2 separate regions of the Homo sapiens genome follow, and region 1 is linked to region 2. The links are chromatin loops, found by intact Hi-C in ENCODE. Cell type or tissue: psoas muscle. All regions are shown on one strand. Links, peaks and the distances in the headings refer to the core of each region. The heading gives the core; the rest is flanking DNA.

Evidence for each region. A loop is a pair of places that touch in the nucleus more often than their neighbours do. Peaks named below come from ENCODE experiments on the same cell type or tissue, not always from the same donor. Only the 100,000 strongest peaks of a DNase experiment are listed, where the experiment ranks them.
Region 1: it touches region 2 in a loop (3-fold over the local background); 6 of 110 quality-filtered maps call a loop at or near these places.

The regions. Positions count from the first base shown.
Region 1 is chr4:100,302,293-100,315,408 of GRCh38, forward strand. No RefSeq gene overlaps it. Among named protein-coding and RNA genes, the nearest start is that of SNORA101A, 86 kb to the right of the region's middle. In psoas muscle, for the core only: no CTCF peak of the experiment used is centred there; no DNase peak of the experiment used is centred there; H3K27ac peaks cover 1,477 bases.
Region 2 is chr4:100,406,533-100,419,648 of GRCh38, forward strand. It overlaps EMCN (endomucin), which reads right to left. Exons shown (of 12, transcript NM_016242.4): 9 at 10,585-10,609; 10 at 9,366-9,427; 11 at 3,750-3,823. The coding sequence ends at 3,789. Among named protein-coding and RNA genes, the nearest start is that of SNORA101A, 18 kb to the left of the region's middle. In psoas muscle, for the core only: no CTCF peak of the experiment used is centred there; a DNase peak (open chromatin) is centred at 7,649; H3K27ac peaks cover 1,785 bases.

The DNA of each region.
Region 1 (13,116 bases), core at 2,598-7,597, 110 kb before region 2:
AAGGAGAGGAGGTTTACACTGGGCCTCAAAAAGTATAAAATTTCTTTATACTTTGAAGCAGGCAGGCAGATAAGAGGTGATTGCAGCAGTAATGGGCATTCCAAGAAAACCTAGTGGTTTATCCTGGCTCTAGATCTTCAATTTAGAGAACTTCCGAGAAGTACAGGCGGCCCTAGGGTCAGCTTACAAGTTGGAAAATAGCACATTCGGTTTGAGTTTCATTGAGGTTTGAATGTCTCGGGGCCAGCTTAGGTGTACCTCAAACAGAGCCAAAACTCTAGATCAGTTTCAGAGCTCTCCTGCTCTCCTGGATATGTTCCTGACCACAAGACCAGTCTCTGGGTCACAGCAGCTGAGATCGGGAAGCCCTCCCCAACAAACCCCCCACCCACTGCAGATGGAGTTAGTAATGGTCCGGGTCGAGCAACCTCGGGAACTCTTGCTTGTCCCCTGGTTGCCATCATGGCAGTGTTCACTTGGATTACAGGGCCGCCTTCCCTCCATGCTCTGGACTCCTTGAGATCAGGGTTCTGTTTTATTCTCAGTGTTGCAAGCATCCACAGTCAGCATGTGATACTTTCCTAGCACCTAGCCTAGAAGGGACCCAAGTAATTGAGTGGGAATAAAGAGACAACACTGCCAACCTCAACTTCCTGCTAGTCTTCATATAGGCAATGTATTTTTATGTAAGTTGTATACATCTCATCTAACTCTCTGACTTAGATATTCTTATATAGCTATTTTTTAATATACTGTAATTATAATACGGTATATATCATCTTACTATTTCATAGATGAAAGGAGACTGAGTGGTTAAATGACCACAGTTGCAGGCAAATACTGTACTGTGTGCTCTTCCTTATAGAGTTAGCTTCAGCCTTATGCTTAGAAAGAGGAGCAAGTCCTGGAGAAGAATTTGATGGGACCCACAAAACTCACCCACCATTTACCGTAAAATCAGATATGCCCTTTTTTCTTTTTTGGAATTTCTCTGTTGGTTAAAGTGTCATCTTCAGAGGGCCCTTTTTAAAATTCATTTGTTTCTTGATAGTGATTACTTGATAATAAAGCTCACATGAGGTGGCTCATTTAGTTTTTCAATAACAATAATAATACTTAATTAGTGCTCTTTTGAGTGCTTTACATATTTTATTTTATTTTCTGTATTTATTTATTGGAAACAGGTTCTCCCTCTGTTGCCCAGGCTGGAGTGTGGTGGTACAATCATAGCTCCCTGCAGCCTAAAATTCCTGCGCTCAAGGGATCCTCCCACCTCAACCTCCCAAGTGGCTGGGACTATAGGCACTTGACACCATGCCCAGCTAATATTTTGTATTTTTTGTAGAGATAGGGTCTTGCTTTGTTCCTCAGGCTGGTCTTGAATTCCTGTCCTCAAAAGTTCCTCCCACCTTGGCCTCCCAAAATGTTGGGATTATGGTCATGAGCCACTATGCCCAGCCAACATATGTTATTTTAATCTTCACAACAACCTAATGAGATCGATTCTGCTTTGTCCTAATTTTATAGATGAGAAAACTGAGGCAAATGGAAATTAAGTAATGTTACAAAGGTAACCCAGTTAAGTAAGTGACACAGCCAGTATTCCAAACAAATAATCATTCAATGCCATCATATATTCATTGAGGGCCTGCTCTGTGCCTGGTATTGCCATGTGGTGGGAGATAGAGCAATGCACAAAGCAGACAAGGTTCTGTCTTCATGGAGCTTGCATCCTAGAAGTGGATGCTAGGCTGTATACCAAAAAATAAATATTGTCAATCAGACAAAGTAAAGGCCATAAAGGGAATAGCTAGGCTACCCTACCCTTCAAGTCTGACTAGGTCAAGGGAAGAGGGTGGCTATGAATGGCCTGGAAGGAGGTGACATTTGAACTGACACCCATAGAATGAGAAGGTGCCACCTGTCAAACGTGTTATGGCAAGAGAATGGAGAAGACCTTGTTGCTTGCCCTTGGAGCTTGGGAAGGAGGAAGAAGCAAGACTACGTATGTTTTAACAGGTAATGGGTAAGAGTTGGAATTTATTCTAAGTTCAGTAGGAAGAGTTTTATTCAGGGTAGTGAAGTGATCTGATTTATATTTTATAAATGTCACTCTGTTGATAAGAATGATCTGTAGCTGGTGCAGACATGAGGGTAGGAGAGTGATCAGGAGGCCATAGCATACATAGCCCTGGTCAGAGGTGATGGTGGCTGTGGCTATGTGGAGGAGGGAGTAAGGGAGGAATATTTTGGAGGTTGAGCCTACAACTTTTACTGATGGATTAGACAGGGAAAATGAGAAATGAGAAAACTGGGATGTCTTGTACATTTTTGACTTTAGTTACTGGCTGAATGTGCGATTTTGATGAGGTGGAGAAGGATTGGGAGGAACCAATATTGAAAAATGAGATGGAATTCAAGCTTTTTTGTGTGAAATATTATTTCGAGTGCCTTTAAAACATCCAAGTGGCATATTAAGGAAGCAACTGTATATGCTATTAGGAATTATCCGTGTTACACAGAAGCCTAATGAGATTTAATGACATCACAATAGAATCTTTATGGTTTCAACATTTCTGCTCCAGAGGAGAATTCATTTAAAAAAATATGCCTTGACACTGAAAATTCCTACTCTTATGAAAACAAATGGACTATAATTTTCACCAGTATCTCAGTACAGCAGTAATGTTAATCCGGCAGCACACACAGGAAGCAAGCTAAGTGCAGTTGGGAGATTGCAGATGGGTGTGAGCCACAAACACACACCATTCCTGAAAGAAGTAGGGAACAACAAGGGCTGCATATTGGAGGTAAACACGGCCTCTTAGCAATAATACTGCTTAAAATATTTCTATTAAAATCTGAACCTTGAGCAAATACAAAGACTATGTTTAACAATAGGGATATAAGAATGTACCCATTCCCATGGCAGTCTGGTGTGGGACAAGAGTAGGTGATGTGTGGAAGATTAGCAGGATGTGACAATATGGAAATCATTCTCTCAGTCACACTTGACAAAGGGTTTTCACTGAGTCTTGCTGATGAGGAACTGGAAATATACATCACAACCCCCACTGTGCATCCTTTATGATCTGCTGACTGGATTGTCGCCTAAGTCAGTTGTATAATAAAATAAATATGTATCTAATTCTAGTTTAGGTTCAATCCTTTAAGGCTCATCCATTTTTCATTTTCTTACTCACTAAGTTAAAAATAAAGAGAACTTCCAGATTTTATTAGAGCCCTCCTGGCAATTAGTGCAGTTAAGATTCTTGTCTTCAGGATGGTCAGAACTAGTTGGTAGAACCTCTCACATGATGCCAGGTTAATTCTTTCCTGGATAGGTTACAAGTTTCACTAACAGCTTGAAACATGAACACAGATGTGCAGGTCACATTTCCTGTCTAAAAGCTAACAGAGAGCAGTCCTAAGCAGTGGGATGTAGCTCCGGTGGCCTTTGTGCTGGAAAAAGGGAGATAGGCAAAGGTGTGGAGCAGTGAGCACTTCTACAAATTAAATAAAGAAAAGAAAAGGCCTAGATGGGCAGTCTCAGCTGCTACGGGATCTGAGAGCCGGCCAAAGGCACAAGGCACTGGGTGCTGGGAAGCAGAGCTGTGGGGAGTTAAGGGTCATGTAGCGGGGGAAATTCCAAAATTCATCTTTAGATTTTCAATTTTGAATATGGCTTACTCTTGCACAAAATAGATCTTTACCTCTCTTATTTGACTGGAACCAATCTATCCTCTGGAATTTGGGAACCCAACCATTCATGTCAGGCCTAAGGCTGGCCTTAGTGTTAACTCTCCCTTAGGCCTTGCCCAAGTCACTTGCTCAGGAAGTCAAGAAGAATCATTCATCCTTGTTAGTTAATGCTTACATATCATTGTATGCTGGCCATTTTACTGACTAGGCAACTTGCTAAGAACTACATTCTCTGAGTCACTGAGGGATTAATGGAGCAAGACAGGAGATTTGGCAAATTTGGCATCCAGCAGTCTGGTTAATCTCCTGCATTTTTCAGGACACCAAGAACTGCTGGGACAATGACTAAGTCAAAAACTCATTTGCCATGGAAAATTTTACTTGGTTTCTATTATTTTATACCACAAATCATGCTCTGCATTTAGAGTGTTCGTTTGCCTACCTATATGTCCATTAGCAAATATGAGAAAACATATCCAAAAGCCTGTTAGATGAAGAAACAAAACTGGATCCCATGTTAGGCCTTATCAAATGCATTCACAATGGCACATGAATATATATATGGTGCATATTTGGGTGTTAATGAGAAATGCACTTTTAAGTTATATGAACAAAAGAAATAGCATGGATTTATAGCATGTAACAGCTAAAGGAATGTTAGAGATGATGTAGTCAGGTGTTTCTCAAATGGTTTGTAAAGTTTAGCACATTTTCTTCAAGTGAAAGTGCATGCAGAAGCCCAAATATACTGAGCGGGTGGAGGGAGGGCTGTGCTTTTTCTTACCTTCTCTGAGACAACGCCATAGAAATGGTGGGATTCAGCAGGCTCTTTCTGCAAATCCAGCTGACTGGCATTATTGCTAAGGAAACTGTTACCCAGATTGACCCAAAGTTATGTTGTGAACAATTTAAGTTACCACAGCTAGACCTTGGTTCTACTGACTCTTGGTCCATTGCATCACTTACTAGGAATCAGTTTTTCCACTGAAAATGTGTGTGGAATCCGTGAAGGAAGGACTATATTGTTCTTGTTATTGTTATTGCTTTTGTTTAGCTATTCCTCGCTTTCAGGAAAGAGTTAGATGATTAGAAGGAATCACATGCTTTTATGTTTCATTCTTTTCTGGTATTTGGGAAAAATACAGCTTCATTAGATAAGGACATGAGTTTCTCCACTCTATTCCTAGGTTATCTCTTTGACCCAATTGACAATGCCACAATCCATGCTCCAGCTTCTCAGGGTCCAGCTGACCTCTTCCTTCTCCCTAGACCGCACATAGTTTGGCTGGCATCACTCATCTGCTTCTCCTCTGTATGCCCTGTTCCCATATTTCTAGCCACAACATCCTAAATCTCATATCTCAACTGTCCCACAAGGTTTTTCAGATGCCCCACTTGGCTTTCACCCCTCTTCTGCTGTTTCTGTAGACTAGCACTTCTCAGAGCACATCTGGTTTGGTGTTATTTGGTGTCTTTCTTCTTCCTTCTCAGTTGTGAACTCCTAAAAGAGAGCAGAAACATGTCAGATTCATAGCACTAGATAAAATTCTCATACCTGCAGTCCCCAAACTGTTAGCTGAATGTAACTGCACATGATATATAGAAATAGTCCTACAGCCAAGTTTTTATGACGTATGCCAATGAAGGTACAGATGGGTAGCAGAGATGGGTGGTAGATGCTTTAAAAAGTAATTTTTATTTTTTCATATAAAAATCTGAGATTTTGAGTATGTAGGACTTAAGAGTTATTCAGCCTGATTTTGCAGTTTCCTATAAAATTCTTCCCCATGCTTTGCTCTTTTTGGGGTATTTCATTACAATTGATACATAATATCATGATTAAAAAAATTTATTTTCTATTTTAAAGAATTAATTCCTCAAATATACTGTTTTCTGACTCAGTTTTCCACAAAATTATGAAGGTACTTCCAGTTAACTTACTTTTTGTATATAAATGGATGCATTATATATGTATCTAACCATCTATCATCTCTATGATATAAGATAGTGAGGAGCAGGTTTAAACATTTTTTATTTTGGTTCCTTCTTGATTATAGACTTCAGCCATCTGTGTTGTTATCCTCCTGGGATAATCTTTTAAAAGATTCTTATTTTTAACAAGACAACACATGACATTATAATTAAGAGCATGCCTGGGTTTGAATCACAGTTCCACTACTCATTTGTGTAAATTAGGGCAAGTTACTTTATCCCTCTGTTTCTGTTTCCTAACTGTAAAATTGGGATGATAATAATAGTACTTACTTCCTAGAGGTGCTGTAAATACTAAATGAAGTCATACTTAAAGTGCTTAGACCAGAACCTAGGATAAGAGAAATGCTTTATTAGTTTTAGGGGCTATTCTAGAACGCTTTTTTTCATTTTCCCTCTTTTACTCCCTCCCCTACACATGCCTTTTGGTACATTCTAGAGCATTAGTTATGTGGTTAAGATGAACATGAGTAAACATAGGCATGTACAGCTCTGAGACATATTTCTGTAGGGTAGATGCTAATGTCAATGTAAGTGCTCTTGTAGCAAGGTTGCTGTTAAAGAGTAAATGGTCCTGCTCATAACTGAGAGTAGAATATGTGGAGGGATAATTAGAAGTATAGTCACTGCATTAAAAAAATTCAGATAATATAGCATGGGCTTTTACCATAGGCAACTTTGGTATATTATTAAGGTCTGAACAGAGCTGCATATTTTGAAAAGCCATTTTAGACTGAGGAGTTTGCTGATGTTAAAGAAGTGCAAATATATTCAATCAATCGGTGAATGGTGGGGAGAAGTGTCTGCCTAATATTGAATTCCTTCAGATTATTATTATTTACAGGTCTTTGGGAAACAAGGCTGCTTGCATGCACTGAGTTGCTTTTAATGATCCCCTTGCCTGCCATCAGTCTGCATAATAAAACTAGCCTTTGTGGGCATTTTTCCTGAGTTTTGAAACTCTGCAGGTTTTTTCTTTACCCTCTTTACATTTCTAAAGCATATGTGTTTAGTAGAGAAAGACTCCAAGTTGTGCTCACTGTGCTTGATTGGACACGTAGTTTTTCTGCTTTGGGTTTTAAATAGATTTGCAGATTTAGGAATCTGCAGAGGTAAAGCTGCCCAAGCCTTCCTGAATGGACTACCCACTCCTGTAGCCAGATAATTCAGCACCCACCAGCACTTTACAGTTATGTTTTCCATGCTTATTCAGATGCAAATCCCAAACCATATGTTTACCTTTATGTTTAACATCATTATTTACAGCAAAAAAATTATAAATCCTTCATTCATATGAACTCTAGTAGGCAAGAAAAGGGTAACAGGAAATGGGATTTATATATGTATATAATTATTTTTGACCCATAAAAGTTGTGGGATGGCTAAGGAGCTTGGCCAAGTAGTTGTATGGAAAAGTACAGGCTAATGCCAAATACCTAAATAAAAGCTAAAGAACTCATAAAAGTGTTCAGACAGTCTGTCTCCATAATATCAGACAGCCAGATATATGAAAATATTTGCATAATGAACGAAGTTTTTCTAGATTTTTTTTTCTGATTGCGATGCATTCAGAGGTCCACCTGACTCTAAATTATTAAGTTAGTTCTTGGTGTCTCTAGTGCTACCTTCTGTGTATGTGACCCAAAATGGTATTAGAGGGTTAGAGGCTGACCTAATACAGTTATTGCCCTAGGTGGTCTCTACTTATCTAGGCATGATACCACCTTGAGGAAAGGATCCCTTAGTGATCTACTAAGTTAATTCATCTCTAAGGGAAACAATTGCCCCAAAGATTAGTTTAATAACAATGGCTCTGGGAATGTTGTAAAAACATCTAGGAGAATTTGGTTTTGTTTCTAGAAGAAATCAAGACAAATCTTATGTCGTGCTGTCTAGAGTTACTATTAAGCATGGCCATCTGTGTATTTCTGAATCTATCTAAACTTTAGTTCTTTGGTTATGAATGTGTGCATGACAATATCATTTTGGAGTTGATAGGAGGTTAATAAGAAAATCTGTGTTTAAATGTCTACTCCAGGACCTGACACATAGTAAGTATTCAGTAAGTGGTAATTGTAGGGTAGTACCAAATACTTAGGCTATTGACAAAAGGCTGGAGTTGTGTAGAGTAGCTGTACTCAATCATACGATAGCTGCAGCATAAGTGTTAGATGCTTTTCTCTCCCATTACTGAGTAAAATTTTATTTTTAATAACTGAGACTTGAGGATGCTCCATTCTGCAGAGTCTTCAGCTGAGAATGCTTGTCTAAAGCACTCTCTCCTTAAGGGAGCTCAGGTTCACAGCTGATAGCCCTTCGATTTGTCTCTGTTGTCTAAAGACATTTCCTTCTCTGTTTTCTTTCTTTTTCTCCCCTAAATGAGGTTAAGATAAATGATGCAATAGAATGGGAAATAATCATTGAGGATTATGCTTACTACTGCAAGATCTGATTTCAAAATTGCTTAGGACTTTGAGGAATTTTAAAAATTCTAAGTAGTTTTCATCTATTAATTTTTTTCTGTTTAAATTAATTACCAGGGGAGTGAACACCATATAGAGATAGGTTACTTGCAGCTGTATTAATTCAGCACCATGTACTACCGTGTTCAGAACATTGGTGGATATATTGCTAGGAAACAGACACAACTGTGGGATGAAATGAGTTAGGAATGACTTAAATTATAGACTTCTGAGCACTGATCCTGTGAACACTGATAAAAGGGTGAGAACTTGGGTTCTGAGTTCTCTTTTTTACTCCTTTACTATGAGGTATGGAAGAGTGTCTTGACTAGGGTCCAGTCTTGAGATAGAAACCATACCTTTTTTCAATATTATGAATTGTTAATTTTAAATTAAAGAACTGAAAATGGCAAAAAGGTACATTGCCATGTCTTGGAGGTAGTCTGGGTCAGCAGGGCCGGTTTCATGGGTTTGCGGCCCCTGCATTTGCACAGGTTCCTTGTTGAGATGGGCTGTATGCTTCGTCTAATGCTCTGCTGTTGCCATCTTAAAATTTTTAATAATTTTTGAACAAGGAGCACACATTTTTGTTTTTCACTGGGTTCTGCAAATGATGTGGTTGGTGACACCTGTAGGAGGCAGCTAGCACCTTAAGGGTGGGAGAATAAAGGGGAAAAATTGAGATAATTAGACAGGGAGTCTTGGAGAAAGGGCCTCCCAAGTGTAGATGCCGCCTGGTGTTGGTGTCTCCGAGGTTAGAGGAGGGGGCCTTGTGCAGCTGGGGCACAGACATCTGAGAATGGGTACTGGTCGGCTGGTGTTGGAGCCTTGGGAGGGGCATGACGTACTTGTTCTAGAATCTGTGAAGTGACACCATGAGGCTGGTTCTGTGAATGCTAGAACTTCAGACTTCTGCCACTGGAGGGAACTGCTGTTGCTGGGCTGAAGAAGTATTGCTAGGTGAGCCAAAGGCAAAGAGGAACAGGAAACAAATGAAATCCAGGAAGCAGAGAAGTAGGAGCAGATGCTTTCTTCCTCCTCCAGCCTTCACCTTTCCCCTATTGCCTATTGGTAAAGTCTAATGGAACCAGCTGTCAAAGCAGAACTGTGGGCTGTAGGGCCCCAGCCTCAGAAACACAAGATATAGAAAGGTGTGTTGGAAGCAAGAGCTTAATAATCCCCACAAGCAGTTAAGTAAGAGACTAAGAGTTGTAAAATACCTTGGGTCTCTGTCCTCCCAACTGTATCTGTAGCAGCTCCACCACCTATCGAAGCAAATCCTCTGATGGTCAATAGAGCGCTCAAAAGACAACTAACACATCTTTTCAAATAGACCTTACAATCGTTGGAGCTCCAATTTGCTCTGATAACTTTATGATGATTTATGTAACAAATAATTCTGGTTCAGACTAGTGAAGTCTGAAAAGGGGAGGGAATACTTTATTACGCAGAATGTTTACTTTCCCTCTGAGTGCTTCCTGGCAGAAAAAAATTCAGACTTTTCCCGTTATGTTCCCTCCAAATTTGGAATTGTGTTTATGCCAACATTTAGATAACATTTGTTGAACATCAAGTTTACATCTAGTATAGTCTTCTCAACTCCTTTTCCACCCTTTTTCCCTTTCCTTTAGTTCTTTTCATTGTACTCAGCTAAAGTAAGATTATTTTATTTTAAATAAAAAAACTTTTGCATTGAAGGATTTAAAGTTCCTATAAAGAATGCCATTCTCCAGATGAATGGATATGTAATTTTCATTTTGCCCCATTTCATTGGGCTATTCCTTGGCTACCATTTTGTTTTGGTAGTCAAAGCTGTAGCAATGATGAGTTCAGCTATCAAGTTTGGTAGGTTAAACAAAATAAGGTTCTTAGAGAGTAATTTATAAGAGTGGTGTCTTCATCAACATTCTTTCCCTTACAGTTGCTTTTTTTTTTTTAACTACGCCTTTTATGAAGACTGAGTATTACAATTTCCCAACACATATATGTGCTAAGGGAAAAGGGTTTTATCAGAATAATGATGTCAAACAAGGTAATAATATGAATTTAAAGTTAATATAACCTTCATATGGCTAATTTATTTACCTTTAGGGCTGTCTTTCTAATAATGCCTTAAAAAATCAAATAGTCTGTGGTTGCTAAAGGACCAGAGGAACGAAAACTGTATATGTGAAAGATAAAAAGCCTGAAACAGAATTTTTTTAGAGTCGTTTTCAGATGAAGAACAAGTATAGTAATAGTTCCTATACTTGTCATCCATGGTTGATCCCAATTTTCCTCAAAGAGGAGTGGATGGCACATTACACTAGAATGTCAAACCTCTACCTTGAGCAATTTAGCTAAGCCCCGTTGACATGCTTAGTTCACAGCTGACATTAAGGGTACATGCAGGCAGGCTGACAGGTTAACTTGATACACTCAATTTCAACATTCAGGGTGCTGAACTCAGAGAGGTTATTGCTTAAGAAATGTGAAAGGTGGGTTCTTTACAAAAGTATCTAAGAGAAATCCATCTGTGAAATGTATTTGCTTCATAAAGTGCACAATTTGCCACAAAGAACACAAGAATCAAGGACCCTTCCTACTGCTTTGCTTGTCTGTCTTTTTCATTTAACAGCAAGAATTCCCAAATTATGTAAACATGGAGAGGCTTTGGCACACTTTTGGAGAAGAGGAAAAAGAGACCCAGCTGAATCAGCTTCCTAAACTACTGCATTATTTTACTCTGATGGTTTTAATTAGAGAAAAAAAATAACTGCTTTGAGACCATCTGCATATTCATAATGTAGAACATATGGCTGGTTTTCAGGATTTTGAAAAAGAAAACACATTAATAAGTTTGCTTCTTTCCATTCATTTCTCACATTCTAGGTTATTTCTTTGAGAAATAATATATTTGAAAAATCTGTTTACTCTTTACATGAGCCAAATGTTCTCATTCCTTTAGGGTTTTTTTTTGTGTGTGTGTGTTGTGTGTGCTACTATTGTACATTTTAGCAACAAATGCTGAAAGAGAATATGGTTGTTTATGATTGAGAATGCCTCATAAGTGAGTTCATAACACTTTGTAGATGCATATTTGCATTAACACACTGTCTTTTGTTAGCATAACTTACTGGAGTTAGATTTATGGGAAAGTCTTGTTAGAATTTCCCAAGAGCAAGATAAAGACTCAAAACCAAGATAGGCGTGTAGTATATGTGTTCACATACACGTGTGTGTATACCTGTGTGCATGAAGGTCTGTGCATCTCAGATAGGATATAATGTGCATCTCATTTGACCAATGGAAATAAACAGCTATTATAAAAACTAAAATGTAAAAGTATACTTATGAATAATATGAAGTGTATTTGTAAGTGTATTTGTAATATATATTTATATAAGTATATAAAAATGATTTCAGACTTCAGATGAGATGACTTTTGAATTTTAAATTCTTAAAAGAAGAAAAACATCTCTAGTTATATTAGAAGAAAATAGAAAATCAATAGAACTTTTACTTTTTTTCTGGCTTTGCTGGTAGTCACTGGATCAATAAATCCAATTCCCATGTGAAATAACAAACAAGAAACAACCAAAGAGCTAGAACTGGCATCGCTACCTTAATAACAACACAGAAAAAGTTATCAACACTGGGAAATAAAGATTAGAAAATAAATGAAATGTTGTTCCTTTGAGACCAAGCTACCATGTTTGTTGGGCAAAGGTAAAAGGAAACAAGGGAAGCAGAATTTAGATGGCAGAGATGTGTGTGCTGGGAAGAATTGGAGGAAATCACCCTGCTCCCTGGGAGGCTGACTCCGAAGCTCTTGTCTGGCGAGCCTTGGTGCAGCTTAGTTGTTGCTAATGCTCCCCCATGCTGTAAGAGGTCCAAGGGCTCAGAGATAAAACTTCTTTTAGGATTTAGCAAAGGGTATTAGAGGCTTGAATGAAACAATCTACAACTTGTTTCCCAGTTTGGAGATTTAAAAAATGGAGCTATTTGAGCAGGCATTGTTTATTAAAAAGGAAGGACTTCAAGGCACTTATTGGCACTGAAATAAACAACTTGCTTATATTTAAATCATGCTTTTATGAAATAAGTTGCTATTTTGCAGAAGAAAACAATCTGACTTTTCCATTTATTTAGTAAGGGCATTGGAGATTTCCAGTATTTCAGAAAATCTACTATGATGACTGTAAGATTAGGAATTAGTTTGCTTTTAGAGACATAGTTATTGAATAACTCCTTTTTCAAGGAATTGAGTTACTTTGAACTAGTTTCTTTTGTCATTTTTTTTTCTCTTCCAGCTAAGATATCACACCTTTAATTTCACCAGATCTTGTTTAGCTCCTGTTTTGAACTAAAGGATACTAATTCAGCTCCATTGCCATAGCAGTTTTTTTTTTTCTTCATGGAGTTTCACTCCTGTTGCCCAGGCTGGGGTGCAATGGTGGGATCTCAGCTCGCTGCAACCTCTGCCTCCCAGATTCAAGTGATTCTCCTGCCTCAGCCTCTCAAGTAGCTGGGATTACGGGCATGCGCAACCACGCCTGGCTACTTTTGTATTTTTGGTAAAGACAGGGTTTCAACATGTTGGTCAGGGTTGGTCTTGAACTCCTGACCTCAGGTGATCCACCCGCCTCGGCCTCCCAAAGTTCTGAGATTACAGGCATGAGCCACTGCACTTGGCCTGACATAGCTTTTTGAATAGCAGACAGGATATATTCCATTGCTTCTTGACCTTTTGGCTAAGATCAAATACAGGTTATCTTCCATGTTTTATCTATCTTCTAATTTCTAGTGATGAAATTACAAAGTTAATTATTTTCTATGTATGATTTTGAAATTTGCCTCATATTTATGATCCTTTTATATGCCTAAAATTCCCTTTGCTTTTTTCTTTACTGTTAATATCAAACTTTTTCTTTAGATTCATTACAGTTTTTATTATGCATGTATTTACCTTTGATATAGG
Region 2 (13,116 bases), core at 4,802-9,801:
TTGTAGGGTTTTTAAAAATCTTCTTGGTATTGATTTCTACTCTTATTGTGCTGTGGTCGGAGAATGTGGCTGGTATGATTTTGGCTTTTTTGAAATTATTGAGAATTTCTGGCTGAGCATGTAGTCAATTTTAGAGTATGTGTCATGCATGGATGAGAAGGATTTATATTCTGCTTTTGTTGAGTGGACTTTTCTGTAGATGCATGTTAGTTCTATTTTGTCAATTGTCAAATGTAGGTCCCAGATGTCTTTGTTAGTAATCTGTCTTGATGATCTCTCCAATATCATCAGTGGGGTGTTGAAATCTACTATTATTGTGTGGTTACCTATGTCTCTTTGTAAGACTAAAAGAATTTGTTTTATAAATCCAGGTGCTGTAGTATTGGGTGCATATATTTAGGATAGTTAAGTCTTCTTGTTGAGTTGAACCCTTTATCACTTCCTTTCTTTGTCCTTTTTGATCATTTTTGGTTTAAAGTCTGTTTTGTCTGAAATAAGAATAGCAACCCCTGCTCTTTTTTGTTTGTTTTCTATTTGCTTGATAAATCTTTCTCCATCCCTTTACTCTGAGCCTATAGGTGTCCTTGAATGTGAGATTGGTCTCTTAAAGACAGCATACACTTGGGTCTTTCTTCTTTAATCAATTTGCCACTTTATGCCTTTTAAGTGGAGTGTTTAGCCCACTACCATTCAAGGTTAATATTAATATGTGTGGATTTGATCCTGTCATTCTGTTGTTACCTGGCGTTACGTAGACATGATTGTGTTTTTGCTTTATAGCATCAATGGTGTATGAACTTTAGTGTGTTTTTGTAGTAGCCAGTAATGGTCTTTCATTTCCATATTCAGCACTCCCTATGAACCTCTTGAAAAGCAGGTCTGGTGGTAATGAATTCCCTTAGTATTTGCTTGTCTGAAAAGGATTTTATTTCTCCTTTGCTTATGAGGTCTAGTTTGGCTGGATATGAAATTCTTTGTTGGAATTTCTTTTCTTTAAGGATGCTGAATATAGGCCCCCAGTCTCTTCTGGCTTGTAGAGTTTTGGCTGAAAGGTCCAGTGTTATCCACTGCTGTGGTTCCCTTTGTAGGTTGACCTGCTCATTCTCCCTAGCTACCTTTAATAGTTTTCTTTTCACATTGACCTTGGAGGATCTGATGACTATGTGTCTTGGGGATGGTTGTATTATATAGTATCTTGCTGGGGTTCTCTGAATTTCCTGAATTTGAATATCAACCTCTCTAGCTAAGTTGGGGACATTTTCATGGACAATATCCTCAAACATGTTTTCCAAATTGCTTGCTTTCTTTCCCTGTCTTTCAGGGATGCCAATGGGTCATAAGTTTTGTCTTTTTACATAATCTCATGTTTCTTGGAGATTTGTTCATTTTTGAAAATTCTATTTTCTTTATTTTTATCTGACTGTTAATGTGAAGAACTAGTCTTTGAGTTCTGAGATTCTTTACTTGACTTGGTCTACTCTGCTGTTAATACTTCCAATGTGTTATGAAATTCTTGTGGTGAGTTTTTCAGCTCTGTCAGATCAGTTTTGTTCTTTCTTAAAATGGCTATTTCATATTTCATTCCTTGTATGGTTTTGTTGAATTCCTCAGATTCCTCGGAATGGGTTTCAATCTTCTGATTTTCAGTGATCTTCATTGCCATCCAGATTCTGAATTCTATTTCTGTAATTTCATCCATTTTATTCTGGTTAAGAATCACTGCAGAGCAGCTAGTTCAGTCATTTGGAGGTAAGGAGGCAATCTGGCTTTTAGAGTTTCAGGAGTTCTTGAGCTGGTTCTTTCTCACCTATGTGGACTGATGTTTCTTTAATTGCAGTGTAATTTGAGTATAGTCAGTCGGTTTCATTTCTGTATGTGTTCAGAGGGCTGAGGCTTTGTGCAGGGTCTTTATTTGCAGTTGAGTTCTTGTCCTTGGTTTTACAGAGGAGTATATTACCAAAGTATTTTTGGTGTTGAAGTTTGGTTTGCAATTTAATAGATAGTGCTTAAACATAATGACTGGTAGATAGGCTCTTACCCAGCCATGCAGCCCCTCTGTGTTTCCTCACATTTGTAGCCATGCTTCCCCTCAGTGCTCTGAGAGTGTGTGATCCTCTCCCACTCAAGTGCTGGTCATAGATCTCAGCTTAGCACTCCCAGACTGTGCACTGCAGGCCTGAGACAAGCTTAGGATTTTTTCTCTCTCCCCAGCTTGGTGGCAGCAGGGGCAGGGACCTTGGCATGCCACTCAGAGCCACTGCCAATTAGAATAATCAGCTGGGGAAAGGTGGTTGCATTGCAGGCCCAAGCTAGGGGCTCATGACTGGTGAAGAGCAGGAGGGCAGGGGAAGGCAGTCTTGCCTCTTTTCCATAGGGCACTGCAGCATGCTGGAGGTGCACAAATTCCAAGATTCCTAATCCATCCCTAATTACTGGCTAGAGAGGGATAAAATTCTGATACTGACACATATGTTTGGATGGCACTCCTCTGTCTCTGTCTTCTGCTACTGGTCAGACAAGCACAGCAGGTACCATTTATTCTACAAGAAATTTCTGAGTGTCTGTAACAGAACAGTGTTAGTTAATTAGGGATTAGACATAGGCCATGAATAACAATATTTCTCATCGTGGACACTTTACCTAGAGTGACTATCATTGTGGTCAGGCCAATTCTGGACACGTATTTATTTTATTTTATTTTATTTTTTATTGTTAGTTGCCGAAAGGTAGATTCTTCTGCAAGTTTTATAAAACCTCAAAAACTAAGTGACAGCACTTAATCAATACTTCTTGTAACAATTAAATTAAAGTCAGAAGAGCATTTCCTTACTTAGTTCTAGGAAAGTAAAAGTCAATCCCATACCAACTGGGAGACTTAATTCCAAAGCAGGTTTAACGTTGGCCTGAGCTGTTTACTAAAATAAGAAACGTACCTGCCTTGAGCTTACTCCTGGTCATGACATGGAACATACTTTTGAGAAATTTCCATTTTTTATTGATTCACAATTATTGTAGTAAGATTGATCATTTGTATCTGGTTTTGTCAAGATACCTGGAGGGCTCTGTTGCTTGGCTGGTTACACAGCAAGACTATGTCTACATGACCAGCTGAGTAAAAGGAAACCTGGCTGAAACTGAATTTTAGATCATCTTGTTTGAGGTGTTTTTTTCCACACATCCATGGTTTCTGGACCCAGAGAGAAAAATATAAGGACCATATTCTGGTATGGTCCTTATAGAGAGAGGGCAATTAGACCCTTCAACTAGCTTCTCTGAACCCATTTCCCTGAGCCAGCCTACGGCTGTGATACACATCTTTACTTTAATGCAGTTTCTATATTTTATCATTTTCTTGCAATAAACTGCAAATTTGCAAGCACCGTCACTTGGATTCTGCCAGTCTTTGTCAGCAACAGAAGCCTGTCTAAGTGCCACAGTTAGTGTGTGCTTACTGACCTAGGTAGGCAGACTGAATTTACAAGGAAACATTAACAACAGGCAGAAAGAGCAAATTGTGTCATTCCTTAGACAGGCAAGAGAATTGGACAAATCGTCTACAACCACCAGGTCATTCATTTTTTGGCAATTTTTGTTAGAGTTTGTTTTTAGACAAATAGACAATGATCATTGCATTGACACAAACCATTAGCTTTCCAGCTTTTGAAATTCTTTAAAAACAATCTAAGCTGCACCAGGCTAACAAAACAGATATTAATGATTGTCTCCGTGAATGAAATTGGGAAACTTACGTAATTATTGCCTAGGTGTGGAGAGAATTCCTCAAGCTGTCAGTTCTTGGTTTTTCCTTGTGCAGAGTGCTCACCTGAGAACAGAAGATATGTTTTGATCTGTAAGCTCAGAGACTGAGTAAGGATGAAAATAAAGTTTCCTAGCTTTTTTCTATTTTTCAAGGAAAGTTCAACTTTCCTGCAAGAATGTCATTAAAGCCACCATTTGCCTCTTGGTATTGTCTAGAAATTAGTCACCAAAATATATGAACTTTTCCCAGACATCATCTGTTTTCACTTTAAAGTAGCAATATGAAGTCCTGGGTGGGATAGGTCAGGGGGCAGTGGGGGCGGGGATGTGAGTTGGGAGATGATAACATTAGAGAAACCCTGGGGAATAAGTATTGATTTTTGCTTGTTACATGAGCTGGCTGTGCCTAAGCAAGCCCATGTCATGTGTTTAAAGTGCCATTTTATCAGGAAGACATTCTAGGGTCCTTCTGTTTAAATAATTCAGTGAGGGTTTTGTGAAAATGAATTTATAGGCCAATATGAACACTTGGGTGATATACAGAGCAGCGCAGGTGCCATTACTCAAAATCCCAGTGCTATTCCACCATCCAATATACAGAGAAATATTAACCTAGGATGGTGGCAAGCTGAGAGGCCCCAAGTATTTTTCACATGCCACTGGATTCATGACCAATATATTTCGCATTACTTGTGTCCTTCAGGTAGAATCGAGTATCAACATCAGTCAAACAATATAAAAGCAATATAGGTCAAATCTCCGGCTTTTAGAATAATTCTCATCATTTTGCTCCAGCTTTTATCTGCCACTTGTTAGGAAATCTGTCCTTTCGGGACTCTGAGGATGTCACCTGTTACTTGTACCATCACGGCAATAATAAATAGTGCCAGAGACCTCTGAGGAGAACAAATTCAAGACTCCTCTTCAAGAGCTCCTTCGATTCTATGCTCTGAGAAATGTTGGGCATAGTTCTGCAGCACCCCCAGCCCCTGCTCCAAGGCAATCTTTTGCTAACTATTGTTCGTTTTGCAGAAGACACAGCACCTGCTTGGAACCCACGGCTATGAAGTACTGGAATGAGAAGTAAATAAAATAAATATTGAGTCATCCCCTAGTATCTGCCAGAAGTCATGCAAAGCAAGTCATTGAAAATCTTTACAATTCGTAATATTCTTCCTCAAGGTCTGTTTAATTGACAGACTAGAAATTTTGAGAAAAATTTAATAACAATATGATATCAGTAACAAGAATAATGATATTTATAGTAAAAGAAAACAACCCACACACATATCTAGTGAAAAAAAAATCCAGAGGGAAATATATCAAATACCAGTAGTGGTTGTATGAAGATTGTTTCATAGGTAGTTTTAAATTCTTTTTTATTCTCTATTTTTTTCTATTTTTCATTATGCATAATCTGGTCAAATATTAAAATGGTAGTTTCAGCCATGAAGAAATATTATAAGGCAGTAATATATGTTAATTTGCCAAATTAACAACATGTTAAGATGAGGGAAAGACTATTTGTAGTTGAAACAGTCAAGGAAGCTTTGGTGGAAATGCAGAGAATGAGACAAATATTGACGGGCTGCGGACAGAAGAGGATTCTATATATGGCTTTATAAATTTGTGAATGTTTTGTTCATTTTTACTCTGTGGTTTTTTTTTGTTGTTAATGAACTTTTACTTGTAAAAATAAATAAGCAAACAAAGATGACTATGCACTTAATGAGTAATTGCCATAGCATACCAATTAGTTAGTTTGCTAATGACATATTAATTATATGTAATTACCATTAGAGGGGTAAGTGTACATGACAAAGGAGAGCAAGAGACTCTCTCTTCCTTCTAGAAAGCTGGGTTCAGAGAGAGAGACAGTCAGGGGACAGGGAAGGGAATGAATGAAGTCGGAGAAATATGCATTATTATTGTATATCAAGTGCTTTCAAAACTGAGCTAGAGAAGGCAGGCACATCATGGACGGTGTTGCAGACATGCTAAGGTGTTTGAACTTAACCTTAAGTTATTACTTATCAGAGTCTTCCAAGTAGAGGAATATTCTAATGAATTCAGATCTGATTTTTCTTACTCTAAATGGTTCAAAATCAACTGATGCCTTGAAGCTAAGTTTAGTGATGCAATGTTTTTCTTCTTCCATAGAGTCATATATTTCTAATTTCAAGATTTTTCTTTATAATTTATATGACTTGACATATTAAAAGTGAGATAATGTGTATTAACTGTCTGAGATGATATAAATAAGAATCATGTTTAAAATGCATGTCACACATACATTTTTTAGTCAATCATGGTGATGTTTAACCTGACAAGATCGCTTACTAAAGCTGAGAAGTAGCTTATATGTTCTTATGAAGGACTCCTTGATCTGCAACATTTGATGCCCATTTTTTTTCCTGAAAGCATCTTCTTGTTATACCCTAGTAAGCTTTCTCTTTTACATTTAAGAGAATTCCAAATTTAAACATGCATGAGTTACAGTTTCAGCAGAAGACCTTATTCAACGAAGAATATATTTAAAGGAAGAAGGGAGTATGGATGGATGAACATCAACCATATTACTTATTCCATGACCTAACTGAAAAAGAGGGATTTGGGTCAAAGAACTCTCTTCCCTGGAGAAAATGACCAGAACTTTAACTGTGGCTCATTGAGGCTTCTAGAAAACCAGAAGATTTGGCATCCCTTGGCATTTTCCCTAAAAGTGGGTGGCTGCAGAGGGCTGTTTCCTTGGAAACATTGTTTATTGGTCTGTACCATAGTAAAATGTCCAGGGTTTCTACACTGAAGCAATGACAGATTCAAATAATTTTTATGACCACTGAAGCTCAAATTTCATTGTGTTACCCTTCTATGCTCATTAATTAACATTGTATTTCTTAGGTCTTGAAACAAATAAAGTAAATTGTAACAGTCATCAATTCTGAGTAGCTGGTGGTCAGATATTTGTTCTATCAATTGTTTTCTGTATTTTAAAAATTTCTAAAAATTTTTATATAGGCAGCAGTAGAAAAATTGAGTTAAGCTTGTGAACTGACATCAAACCTAACCATTTAAGTTTTTTTTTTCTACTTATTTTTTAGGAAAGATGTCAGTATTAGGCAAGAGAAGTTACTTAAATAAAAATAATTTTAGTAACGTAACTTCTCTTGAGTGTAGTGAGCATAGCATTATAAAGAAAAGATATTTGAATACATTTTGAAATGCAGTGGGAAGAAATTTGTTTGCTAGTGTTTGGGGAGCCACCAAGTTCTGTTAATGATAGACTTGAATAAAAATTGTGGTAGTACAAGGAGCATTTGGATAGCATTATATTTTAGATGATAAATTCTGGGCTACTGAAGTCTACTCTGAATCATCAATTTCAGTGTTGCCTTATCACCAAATATTTTCCATGGTAATCATCTGGGTTGCCCTTTGAGAGGTTATTTTGGTAAAAGCAATACAATTTCTAAATTGAAGTTGGCAGAAATAAAAGTACCCAAGAATATATCTTACTATTTCCATGGTAATATCTCCCTCTTAGACCTGTGACCTGACAAGTTATTTTTGAAGAAAAGGAAGTTAGGTGGGCCAACGGTCTATTTAACTAGTCTGCCATCGTCTATTCCACTTACTGCTATGGTCACCACTAGAGTGGGAGAGAGCCTACACGGAATTTTCCCCAGGCCTTAGAGTCTGCTATTACATTTGCAACGAAGAAACACAAGGTTCTCTGAGGCTTTCCCCCTGCTGGAAGTCATGATTCTAGTGTCAGTTGTCCCATTTCTTTGGCAGAAATGGGTGGTAGAAAACTGATCCCAGCACCCTCCTCACAAGGAGAGCCAGGAGCTTCTACACAGAGCACTTCCAGGTATGTTTAGCACCCTGACTCACCACTTGGAGAGCCAACATGACTGCAGAGGGTTTGGAGTATGTGTGATGCCTGCTTGCAAGCCACGGGCAGATTCTGAGGTCTTTTCTTGATAAATCGTGTAGTCACACTTAGGATCTCTCATGTGCTTACTCAGGACTGGTTCACATTAGGCTGCTTGAGCACTTTTTTTTTTTTTTTTTTTTTTTTTTTTTGCCCTTTTCCCTGACCTGGTAAAATAGGCCTGGCTACTTAGTAAAGGCTGGTGAATAGCCAGGAGAAAACTGTGAGTGGCTTCTAACCACTCTATGGGTACACTTTGCTCCTTTGCCCCCTTCAGATGGTTCCTCCTGAGAGAAAGTATAGTATGGGAATAAAGGAAATATGTGTATTGAAGAGTGGAAGAGATACAAGAGCAAAGGAGATCTCTCCTAAAATAAGATGGCTCATGTGAGGGATTTCAGCATTCCTGTGCAGGCTTCAGCTGTTCCTGCTCTTCAACTCTTCTGTTTGCCTTTTGCCGTTTGTTCTAGTTTGAATTTATACATGAAATTGAGAACACTTTCAGCCTTTAATATCTTGCTCTTGATTTGGGACAATATTTATAGTTTTCTGTTTTACAAAATTATTTTCAGCCACCAGAAATATTTATAATATAGCTTATTCAACTGGGGAATTGGTTATTATAAATGTATTAATGTAACATGATATTTAAATTAGACCCACATGGTTTTTTATATCTATATTTTTATTTTTTTTATGAAGTCTCGCTCCTTTGTCACCCAGGCTGGAGTGCCGTGGCACGATCTTGCAGCTTCCGCCCCCCGGGTTCCAGCATTTCTCCTGCCTCAGTCTCCAGGGTAGCTGGGATTACAGGCATGCGCCACCATGCCCAGCTAATTTTTGTATTTTTCAGTAGTGACAGAGTTTCACCATTTTGGCCACGCTGGTCTCAAACTCCTGACCTCAGGTGATCTGCCCGCCTCAGCCTCCCAAAGTGCTGGGATTACAGGCATGAGCCATAGCTCCCGGCCAGATTATTTTATAAAACTAATAATTTGTTTTTAATTGATCTGTTTCGTGATATCAATGGTTTAAATGTCTAATCTACTCAAAAGAAAGAAAAATCCATGATTTTAATTTTGAAAAGCTATCTAGCACCACATTTTTTCATTGTTCTTGACACAAATCATACCTATATTTTGAAAGACTTTTACAATTCCAATCAAATGAATATACCTAAGAAACTGGAAAAATTCACATTACATCAATAGAATATTATATTTTACCTTTATGGAGAGGCTCAATTAAATGTATATAAATGATATAAAACATGATTTACATTTTAACTGATGACCAGTTTTTTTGCCTTTTTGACCATATGCGACTACATAGCCAGCACCAAAATGAAACAAAACAACAGCAATAATTTAAAAACTTGTTAACAAATTTTGGTATCTTTCTGCCACTCCTGCAGAATAGGAAATGCCTCCAGCCATCTACACATCCACACATCTATAGAAAGCAACCTCTAAAGGCCACATAGTCCAATAATCTTATCAAATTGGTAAGATTTTTCTTTCCTTCATGGGAGAATTTTACACTTATTGACAGTAATTGGCTATTTCTAAAGAAGTTAGGCCTTTTGTTTATGTTTCACATGAACAAAATCCAAGGTTATAGTTAGATTCTAAAATAACTAATTTTCATCTAATCAACTTGTCTGGAAACTTACCAGACTCATGAGAAATTGTCTTAACGGTAAGAAGCTTCACGCTCTCTTTATCAGACTGAGGTCTATTTGAAAAAAAAAACATGAAATTAACACCACAGTAATCAGCATTGTATGTTTGTGAAAGTATTGTGACACAAACAGAATGACGAAGATACATATGCATATATATATATAATGTGTGTGTATATATATACGTGTGTGTGTGTGTATACATACATATATATATATATATATCTCCATGGCAAGAACTTTGTCTTTTCACATACAAATACACATATACTTTTTAGCAATTTTTACTTTTTCTGGAATCAAGCCAATAAATCCCTGCCACTCTCTTATAGTGGTGATTGTCAGATAAATTAAAAATTAGTTTGAGTTGTGTGAAACACTTGGCACAAGGTCCATATCGCACATGTCTCCAATTCTGAATTATGGAGAGGAAGACATAGAAATGTTTACAAGCCTTTTGGGCTTAGGCTGAATTCTGGAGATATTCCTTTTCCTGAAGTTCTGAGATACTGTAGTATAGTATCTGAACTGCCTATTTTAATCAAGAGTTCTCATCTATCCAAAAGAGTTTCAAACTCTAATTATTTCCTTTGGACATCTGAGGAGTCTCTAAGTCATATGAATAGTAATTTAGCATTATTTCTAAAGTTTACAACCTTATGAAACATAAAAACACTTATATAAAGGTAGACCACAAATTCCTGTCAACAAGGAAAACAGGGTTTGTTTTGACATGAAAATCAATTCATCATGTCTCTTTGCAGCACCTTGGTTGTTACAGTTGCCTGGATTACTAAAATCTGCTTTATTTTAATCAAGTCAAAGTAAAACAGCCATCTACCTTAAAGGCACTGAGAACTGGCTCAAGGTAGAAGCACAAATTTCCCTGTGATAAACATATTAAAAATTTCACTGGGAAACTATTTTAAAACTCTAGGTATTTTTTCTATGATATTTTCCCTCATAATTATATTCATTCTTCTACTTTTCCATTTCATCTTTTTATTTCCCATTTTACCATTCTAAGATTAAACATGATCTTACATTTGGAATTTCTCTGTTAAATGGAGAGAGCTCTGACAAACAGTTAAAGCCAATATGTAGATTTTCTACACTTTAGAAATAATCCAAAAAAGTATAAGTAGAGTAACAATAATTTTCACTACGTAAATGGTAGGGTCTAAACAAAAGATGATATGGGCTTACTTACTGATCATTTCCATTTTCTGGTGTGCCTAGGAGAAGAGGGAGTTGTTATTAGAGTTGCAAAGAAGTTGGCTACCATAAATATGAGCAAGCCCCTCTAACCCCCTCACCTGCTGTCCACTCTTTTCTATGCAGAGATGTTTCTAAGTCATTTTAAAATATTTTAATTTTCCCCTTGCCAAGCCATTTCCTCAGGTATGGTTAATACTTATCCTGGCACTCATGGGATAGTCCTAATTAGGTCAAGTCCACTAAACTTAGTTCTGGACTAATCTTGATCTTGTAGTTTCATATCACTATGTGAAATTACTGTTCATTATTGCATATCCCATGGACAACAGAAAATGTCTGTTTATTTCAGTATCTCTGAAAAAATTCTATTAAAAGTATTGAAGGTTTTATGCCAGAGAATTGAAGTTTTGACTTTCCTTTATACATTGTTCTTTTTTGGGACAGAAATCACTGTGTTTGTGGTGAGCTACAATGTAGATACTATATCTAATTGTATCTTAAACCCACTGATTCAGCCTCTCAAAAGAGCCCTGCAAAATGTCGCAGAGGCTACTAGCTGCAACTAATCTTTTGTTCTCTTTGCCAGGCTGCTTCACAGCTGTCTGATAGAAAACACCTGGGGTTTAGAGTGAGAACTCAGAATGATTCATTCTGCACAAGGACATGGCCTCTCTGGAGTGAATGTTGGTGATCAAATCTTGCATTAATCTATGGCCAATCAGGCCAGCTGTTTAATGTGATTGCATAAGGTTCCCCTTGTTGTGCTCCTTTGGTCTGGTTTTATTCCATTGCAGCTTCTGTTTCTTAGATTTCCTTTTATATGTAATCTAAATCTTGTCATTGAGTATGCCCTTTGAATATAATTCTCCTGGCTTTGACTATCCTTGTTTTATAAAGACCTTAACTTCCACTCATATTTTGGCTGCTTCTATTTCTGTCATCTTGGTTAAGATATTGCCATCGTAACTCTTAATACGTAGGATTTAACCCATGGCACCATATGCTGCTCACCAATTAGACTTAACCTCATCTTTGCTCCATCAGTAAGGTTTTAACAGCATTTTTTGATTCCTATGTGTCATATACAATATCACCTGTGATGCTAATAGCCCTGTTTTAAAATGAGTTTTTTTCATTTATAATTTTTGGGGGTACATAGTAGATGTAGATATTTATGGGGTATAAGAGAGATTTTGATATAGGCATGCAATGCATAACAATCACATCATGGCAGTGGTGTATCCATCCCCTCAAGTATCCTTCGTGTTACAAACAGTTCAATTATATTCATTGAGTTATTTCAAAATGTATCATTAAGTTTATTATTGACTATAGTCGCCCTGTTGTGCTGTCAAATACTAGGTTTTACCCATACTTCATACATTTTTGTACCCATTAACCATCTCCACTTCCCCTCCACTACCCTTCCCAGCTTCTGGTAGCCATCCTTCTACTCTCTAGCTCCATGAGTTCAATTGTTTTGATTTTTTAGCTTCCAGAAATAAAAACATGGGAAGTTTGTCTTTCTGTGCCTGACTTATTTCACTTAACATAATGACTTCCAGTTCCATCCATGTTGTTGCAAATGACAGGATCTCATTCTTTTTTGTGACTGAATGGACATCACTGTGTATAAGCACCACATTTTCGTTATCTATTCATCTGCTGATGGACACTTAGGTTGCTTCCAAATCTTGGCTATTGTGAACAGTGCTGCAACAAATGTGGGACTGCAGGTATTTCTTTGATATATTGATTTCCTGTGTTAAGCGTATATACCCAGCAGCGGGATTGCTGGATCATATAGTAGCTGTATTTTTAGTTTTTTTGAGGAACCTCCAAGCTGTTCTCCATAGTGGTTGTACTAATTTACATTTCCACCCACAGCGTACGAGGTTTCCCTTTTCTCCGCATTCTCTCCAGCAAAATGTATTGAGATTTTTATATGCCTGTTTTAATATTTTTTCCCTAGGAAACTATAGCGATAGTCTCATTAGCAGATAGATGCAAGCCAACAGACTATTTTCTGCGTATATACCATTCTTATTTGGTTAAAGTTCAGTCCACTGTCAACCTTGTCCAGATAAGCTTCATTTCTTACGGAAATCTCTGATTCATGTTGTCTTCCACAGAGCAGAATGGGTTTACTAATTTCCCAAACTAGATAAAGTCTCTCCCACATACTTGAAGAGTGATTAACTGCAGGTATTTAATGGTGCTAATTTAATGATAACAGTGCTGTAAATTCTGTCTCAGAAACAAAGTTAACAACAACCAAAAAGATTTGGCTAATTGTACAATTGCCAAACTTGACTTTAAAATACTCATGTCTTCAGAATAGCTATCCGTAGTGGTAGGAACTTTATACATCCATGGAAACCGCTTTAATAGAAAAGGTCAACTTTTCAAATAATACATTCTTAAATCTTCCTATGTAAAGTAATTTTTAGTATAGCATATTTTTACAAATAAATTTAGCACATTAATTTTTACATATCCTGCTTACTCAACACTCTCAGGCTGA